3 separate regions of the Homo sapiens genome follow, and all the other regions are linked to region 1. Evidence: chromatin loops called from intact Hi-C (ENCODE). Cell type or tissue: heart left ventricle. All regions are shown on one strand. Region 1 has its middle 4.0 kb from the start of LINC02029. Region 2 overlaps LEKR1 (leucine, glutamate and lysine rich 1). Region 3 overlaps LINC00886 (long intergenic non-protein coding RNA 886).

Region 1 (2,500 bases):
TGGTCTCTACGTTCTGGGAGCTTTACTAAACAAACCCAGAATGCAGGAGGTCATTCACCGAGTTAGCAAATGCAGGTGACCAGACCCTTGAAATTAAAAAAAAAGAAAAGAAAAAGCACATGGGTCAGGCGTAGTGGCTCACGCCTGTAATTCCAGCACTTTGGGAGGCTGAGATGGGCAGATCACTTGAGGTTAGGAGTTCGAGACCAGCTTGGCCAACACAGTGAACCCCCATCTCTACTGAAAATACAAAAAAAAAAAAAAAGAAAAAAAGAAAAAAATAGCCAGGCATGGTGGTGTGTGCCTGTAATCCCAGCTACTCGGGAGGCTGAGGCAGGAGAATCTCTTGAATCCAGGAGGCAGAGGTTGCAGTGAGCCGAGATCGCACCACTGTACTCCAGCCTGGGTGACAGAGCGAGACTCCGTCCAAAATAATAAATAAATAAATAGGGCATGTGATGACAGAGTGTGATGACAAAGAAAGGTGGTCTACAAGGGAGGAAGGGCTGGGGGATCTGCAGAACCAGTGCCTGTGCCGGGGAGGCACAGCCCCTTTCAGCCAGAGAGCAGCTCCCCCTCAGGGCAGAAGTGAGTGTGCCCATCTCTAGGGAGATGAGCTCCGTACAGAAGCAGAGCATTTTCATCAGGTTTTCCCACAGCCTGGCGAGAATAGCTCCTGAAATCAACCAACGCCCTCTGTCCTGACTCCACCTCTGCCACAGCTACTGCAGTTCTTTGGTTATCCTGATAACCGAAGGCCACTCTGGAAAGGTGTCCACTGGGAACGACTGGCACTCTGCCTTGGGACACCAACATTCACTGAAGCAGACACCGCAAATTATTTCTAAAGATCGTGCACATCTTTAAGCTCTCACTCTTCTCTTAAATCCCAGCTTTTTCTCTGTCCCACCCTCTCCTGGCCACAAAGGTCATCCCCTTGGCAGCTGAGACAGAAAGGGCCAGACATCTGGGCCAGGGCTGGGGCCCACTGGCCTGGGGCCCTACATGCACTCTGGGCTACATTTCATGCTGCTTGCCCACGTTCCAACTCCAGGTGAGGGCTCTGGGGATACGCATTTTAAAGCAATACTGTAATAGTCTGGTGTGCAACCCAGTGTCTGGTGAGTCCAGTTTTGGTGAATTATTGCTCCCAGTGGCTTACTAATTCACAGGGAAAAGAAAAAAAAATCTAGTTCCCAGATCAGCAAAGTGGAAAAGCAGAGTCCTAAACACAGTATCCTCATGAGGGCAGTGTCCGGGCCCTAGGACAGCAAAGCAGCCTGCTGGTGCCTCTCCCAGCAAGTCATCATGTGCCCGTCAGAGCTTCCAGAAAGCTATTCCTAAAACAAGATGGGATCAAGCCACAGAAAGCAGGTCCAACCTAGTGGTAATGGTGAAAAAAAATAGCCCCTAAGGGGAGAAAAAGGGCAAAGTGGTGAAATGCTGTATAATTTAAATGCATTTGCAAGACTCTCCTCTCCCAACTGTCAGAGCAGAACACCATGCTGCTTTCATTTTTAAAAAAACAAAACAAAAACCTCCAAAGAGAAGAAGAACACCTAGTTATGACTATCATTTCCTTTCCTCCATGGCTTCCCTCTTCCACCTTTATCCCTTAAAGCAGTAGCTCTCAACCAGGGGCTTTGCTCCCCCAGCACACCCTAGCGACTTCTGGCAATGTCTAAAAATGGTGGGGCATGCTACTGGCATCTATGGGTAGAGACCAGAAATGCTGCAAAATGTCCAGCAACGCTCACGACAGCCCCCACGACAGAATTATCCAACCCAAGATGTCAACATGCTGCTGTTGAGAAACCTGGCCTTTAGAAGCAGTCTTCTAATCTTATTTTCTAAGAATAAGAAAATATTATTCTTAGTTTATCCTGCAGCTAAACAAAATGCATAGGAAAAGATTCATCATGAGGAAGGGGGCAATGGTGACTAAGAACTTCACAAAGTCCTGAACCATTCAACCTTCATTCTGAGAGGATGGACGATCAGATTTAGTGATTCACTTCTCTGATTGTAAGTATCATCTTCTGAAGTCCATTAAGTGTTTAGTCATGCCCTGTGTTTTTGTCAAGTGGTAGGCAAAGGGAGTTAAGTGGAACCTCAGTCCCCTAAGAGTTTATCATCTAAGATGGGTAACAATGACTAGGCAGAGATATAAAGGTGAGATGGACAAATAACCAAACTACAGAGTAAGGCCAAACCAATTGCAGAAGCTGGGAGCTGAGCATAGTGTGAGGAATGCGGAGGGCAAGTTATCCAAGTGAGTAGGTGGCATTAAAGAGAAGAACTAGGGACGGCATCACTCTGCACCTCCATTTATCCATTTGCTTTCACTAAAATATGTACCACATGCTTCTGGGCATGCAGAAGTACATTTCACACTCCAAGCACTTGCAATCAAGCCAGTGTGATAAGATTCATACACAAATAAGCAAAACACAAAAATTCCATTCTGAGAGGTATAGCAAGTACATGTCACAGTGCTTAG
Region 2 (2,500 bases), 240 kb before region 1:
CTTTCCCCTTTTTTCCTTTTTTTTTTTTTGCAGTTTACTTAAAAGGCAAAAACATTTCATTGTGGCTCAGTATTACAAAAAAACTTTGTTCAAAAGAGGAAAACCAAATTTTACCTTTTTATTAATGTACTATTAATGTTAGGCCCAATTTTTTAATAAAACCTTATAAACAAATCTATACAGTCTTAATCAGTTTGACCATAAGGTAAGATTTTCCTAAACATCCCCCCATAACTTTTTATAATTTATTACAGGGCAGACCCCCATAACTTTTTATAATTTATTAAAGAGCAGATCAATGTTCTAAGAAAACCATTATTCTGACACATGGGTCCAGATTCTGGCCTTGTAACAGTGTGCTTTTTATTTTAATGTTTTAATTTATAGAAAAACTAAATAATCCCGTTCAACTTTTGGCTACATTGCTCACACCCACAGAGCTTCCTTTACAAGATCAATGTATTATAAATCTTTTACAACTTGCTTAAACCTTCAGTATTGTCATATCTTTTTGGGACAATCCTCAAAAATCTCCAAACTCAACGTGATTACTTTCCTTTGAACAAAAGCCATATTTCCAAGACAAAAACACATTCTACTTCCTTTATATAACTTGTATATAAACTTTCTCTAGTAGTCTCAATGTTAATATGTTAACTCTTAGTCACTTTTATTTCTGGTTAGGAACCTGGTAAGTAAGTAATTTTAACCATGTATCAGATTGCAGAGCCTAGGACAAGAACAGAGCTTTAGACAGTGTCTGACTCTTCCTAGCCTAGTCAGAGGACAGGGCTAACTCCATATGTCCCCAGATCTTACCTAAAATCTAATGACTGAAGAATAGACAAGTCAATTTTCAAAAATATCATAGAAGTAGTTTATAACCTTAAAACGTATAGCAAAGACAGAATTCAGTCTGCCTACTGTAGACCAAATGTCTAAATTTTGAAGATGTTTTTATTTTACCAATAATCTTTAAAACTATACTTAACAAAGATTTCTAAAGTCATCTACACTAAAAGGCATTAAATTTTCTATTTTTCTGACAAAATATTTTATTTTAGGGCTCATTCTTCCCTAAACCAGTTAATTAGAGTTCTTTATGTAAACATCCCACACACAACACATATAATTACATGGAAGGAAATGGATCTGGTAGTTGTAAGATTTTTTTGTTTGCCAGTTTTTAAGTTTCTATTTCCTATTTTAGACTATCAGTTTCTTGATTACCTATTCCCTGCCCTAAACAATTGTCAGCTAGGCAACTCTAAATTTGCATTTCTAAAGGGACAGCTCCTAGGTGAAACAGGATAGAGAACTTATATTTTAAAAGCACAGAGCTGAGACATTAAGCCAAAACATTGTATGATAATAGTTTCTAATATACACAGGCAGGCACCCTTACCAATGGGGGTTTTCTTAAATATGTAAATTTCTAAATTGGATTTGTGGCTTCAGGGTGGAGCCCTTCAAGGAACAGGGCCAAGAAAGCGTGCAGCTTCCAGGGCCTGACAGGCAGAGCTGTAAGATAGAACAGATCCCCAAAAATCAAGGGCTCCGTTTTTACGCCTAATCCTGGGTCCCCCAAAAGAGAAACGCTATAGGACGAGATAGTGATTTTATGGTGTATCTCATTGCAAGGACATTTTTCACTGAGGCTACTGGGCAACCCAAAGCCAATCAGCTCAATCTGTAATCAGTCCATTCCCCAATCCATACTTTCCGGGTCCCCAAGAACATGGTTTTCTTATTCGGTGTGCAAAGAACCAAGTATCACCCTGTAGTAACTCAATTGTAAGCATCTGCCATTAGCCATCCCTAAGAGTATATCTCTTACCTAGCTATTACACACCAAGGCTAAAAGTTCTCTCGTAAAGCCTCTCTCATAAAGCGATTCCTTCCTCCCTTCCTTCCTTCCTTCCTTCCTCGCTCCCTCCCTCTCTCCCTCCCCCCAAGTCTTGCTCTGTCTCACTTTTTTTTTTTTTTTTTTTTTTTTTTTTTGAGATGAGTCTCACTCTGTCACCAAGGCTGGAGTGCAGTGGTGCAATCTCGACTCACTGCAACCTTCGCCTCCTGGGTTCAAGCAATTCTTGTGCCTCAGCCTTCTGAGTAGCTGGGATTACAGGCATGTACCACCATGCCTGGCTGATTTTTGTATTTTTAGTAGAGAGGGGCTTTCGTCATGTTCAAGACTGGCCTTGAACTCCTGACCTCAGGTGACCCCACCCACCTTGGCTTCCCAAAGTGCTGGTTTTACAGGCCTAAGCCACCAAGCCCAGCCAAAGCAAAGTAATTTCTGATATCCTCAAAAGTTAAAAAGGTCGGATAATGTAATGCAAAACAGAGCAGAGTCATAAATTTTGAGAAGGATTTGTTTACTTACAATTTTGTGGGTTTCATGAGGAAAACAGGTTTTTCCCTAAATGGGGCCCGTGGTACCTCCTCTGTTTCTCCTAAGGAATCCCAGGCTGGCAAAAAGAAGTAAATGGAGAAACAATTC
Region 3 (2,500 bases), 320 kb before region 1:
AGGCAAAAAATAAAGTAACTTCATTTTTAGAGTAAATGCCCTGTTGACAAGTTGGCAGGGCTGCCTTGTTTGGAAAAGAATGTGCAGAAAACTCAAAGGATAATTAGTGTGTGGTAGCCTAACAGCATGCAGCAGGGCTGTAACGTGTCTGGCAGAGGCAGATGTGGCCACACAGTTCATTAACGCTGTAAAGTTTGTTTAATTCCAGTTGGGGTAATTAGAGAAGGCTCTAGAACCTGCCTAGAGCTCCAAAATAGACTCTGATCTCAGCAGCAGTGGGGTGGATCTAAGCCACCACAGTGGGCCCCAGGAGATCAGAAGATTAGAATTCCTCACAAACCCATTTGCTTTTCTTTGACAATCATCTCTGCATTGGCCATGATGACAGAGGGGAGGAACAGCATGATGGTCACAATAAAGGAGAATTTTTAAACTGGCTTTAAAATGCACGCTATGATGATTCCATTATTTAGCTTATCTCTTAACTTATATTTTGCTTAAGTGTCCATTAAAATCACAGGAGTTTCTCATTTTTATAGAGTGAATAAATTTTAGTAAAATTGTTTATGAAGTAATTTTTCTATTAATGTAGTTTTGTCTTTCTAACAATTTCTTTTAAGAAAATTAAAGCTGTTCCATTGGAGAAAAAAATTAGCTAGGTAATATTGGATGTTTTGTTTATAAAAATGCTTGATAGGCCTTTGAGAATTGTATCACTTTTCTGATTTTTCTCCTATCCTTACTTTCTTTTTTCTCCCTTCTTTTCATATTGCTCTTCCTCAGACCATGGAAATCACACCTGTGCCCAAGATTCTCTGTCTCCACATTCACAACTCTTGAAATTCAGCTCTGATAGATCTCTTTCTGCTTGTGTATTTATACTGCCCAACAGAGCTAGGATGCACTATTACACATAGCGAATAGATGCCGCTTTAAAATATGAAGGAGCCCCGACTTGATGTATCCACTTAGTAATTCTCTCGTGCAAATGAGTATTGCATTTTATAAGTTCATTGGACCTGAAAAATCTATCACATGAATTTGTTTATAATGCTACACTTGCAGTGTATACTTTCTGATCCTAGCAACTGATGTGAGGGAAGCAATCCAGCTATGCTGAGCAAATAGGGAAAGCTGAGCTGCTGCTAGATATTTTTCAAAAGTTTTCCTCTATGTGGTTAACTGGCCAATAGAAAACCAAGTGGCTTTGAGTCTTTTTAAAAAAAATAAATAAGAACAGATTTTTTTTTCTAGGTTACATGTGTAGTCTGTCAGAGAACACAACTATTTGCCAAATTCCTATAGCCCCTGTCTTTAGCAGAAGAAAGAGAACATGTGTGGCTTTTGTTTATAGCTGTAGGTCAGTGTGGTGTGTCACTGATCTGATCAATGCTACCATGTACCCTGGGCATGACTCCAGCCTCCCAGCAAAGGATTGCTGTATCTTTCCAGGATTTGCATTGAGACATTACGTATGTTTTCTGTCTCTCTTTTTACCTGTCTTTTCCTGACTGCCTAGGAGGGGTAAACTTGCTTCACTTACCCATCCATCACCCATTTGGACTCCCACATCTATTTTTCTATGGAGTAAGGCAAAAATAATTGTGAGACTTCTCTCCTACCACTTTAGAGGAGTGGTGACCAACATCCCCAACAGAAAGCTTATTGTTGGTACCATGCCCAGTCCGGCTTCTTATCCCTGGTGAAACTGAGTAGTTCAATGAGAACAAGATATTACCCAAAGCCAGCTCCATTCAGCAAATGGTGTAGGCTTGCTGGCTTTGTTTCCTCAGCTCTGGAGTTCATCACACCATAAACCACAGGGACTTTGTAGGCATGTTATTGTATTAGCACCATACGGAGACTACTCATGGAACTCACATGCAGAGTGTGTGATGTCAGAGAAGTTGACACGAATCCAAATTTTGTGCAGCTGTTAGACACAGATGTTTCATTTCATTTTTTATGTCAGCACCATCCCAATAAATCCACTGATCGTGAGATTAAAAAGTAAAGAAAGCTCTGTGTGCTTACACATGTTTCAGAGCCAGGAAGCTCTATACCACTTATATGCAGATGTACACTCACTACCAGGGGTCACATCAGGCTATGGCTCTCATACTCATAGAAGGACAAACATAGCTGTGGAAATCAATAGGAAAGCAAATGCAAAAGGACAGTAGCCTTCACTCAAATCAGAAACTATTATCTAGAATCAGATGCACTCTTTGCAATAGGTGCCTGCAAAGGAAAATTTCAGGGTGGACATCACAGTTTCTTCAGAAGACATTTGATAAAAATCATTTATTAAAATGAATTGGCTTCTGAAAAGTCTTGGCTAATAAGTCTCCCTGACTCTACCTTACAAGGCTGTCTTGGGTTTGCCTTCATCGGGGCAAGATATATCACTGTCTTTTACCAGTAAAAGAAAACCTTCAAAGATTGCCACCCAAATAATACTCATATTCAAAAACAAATAGCTCTCAATGTTTCCCTGGAT

Evidence for each region. Peaks named below come from ENCODE experiments on the same cell type or tissue, not always from the same donor. Only the 100,000 strongest peaks of a DNase experiment are listed, where the experiment ranks them.
Region 2: a loop joins it to region 1, with 2.4 times the contacts of the local background. A loop is called at or near these places in 44 of 110 quality-filtered maps.
Region 3: a loop joins it to region 1, with 4 times the contacts of the local background. A loop is called at or near these places in 3 of 110 quality-filtered maps.

Annotation. Positions count from the first base shown.
Region 1 is chr3:157,076,627-157,079,126 of GRCh38, forward strand. No RefSeq gene overlaps it. Among named protein-coding and RNA genes, the nearest start is that of LINC02029, 4.0 kb to the right of the region's middle. In heart left ventricle, a CTCF peak has its summit at 1,240; no DNase peak of the experiment used is centred here; H3K27ac peaks cover 1,090 bases.
Region 2 is chr3:156,833,892-156,836,391 of GRCh38, forward strand. All of the region lies in intron 2 of LEKR1 (leucine, glutamate and lysine rich 1), which reads left to right. Among named protein-coding and RNA genes, the nearest start is that of LEKR1, 8.8 kb to the left of the region's middle. In heart left ventricle, no CTCF peak of the experiment used is centred here; no DNase peak of the experiment used is centred here.
Region 3 is chr3:156,760,980-156,763,479 of GRCh38, forward strand. All of the region lies in intron 1 of LINC00886 (long intergenic non-protein coding RNA 886), which reads right to left. Among named protein-coding and RNA genes, the nearest start is that of LINC00886, 55 kb to the right of the region's middle. In heart left ventricle, no CTCF peak of the experiment used is centred here; no DNase peak of the experiment used is centred here.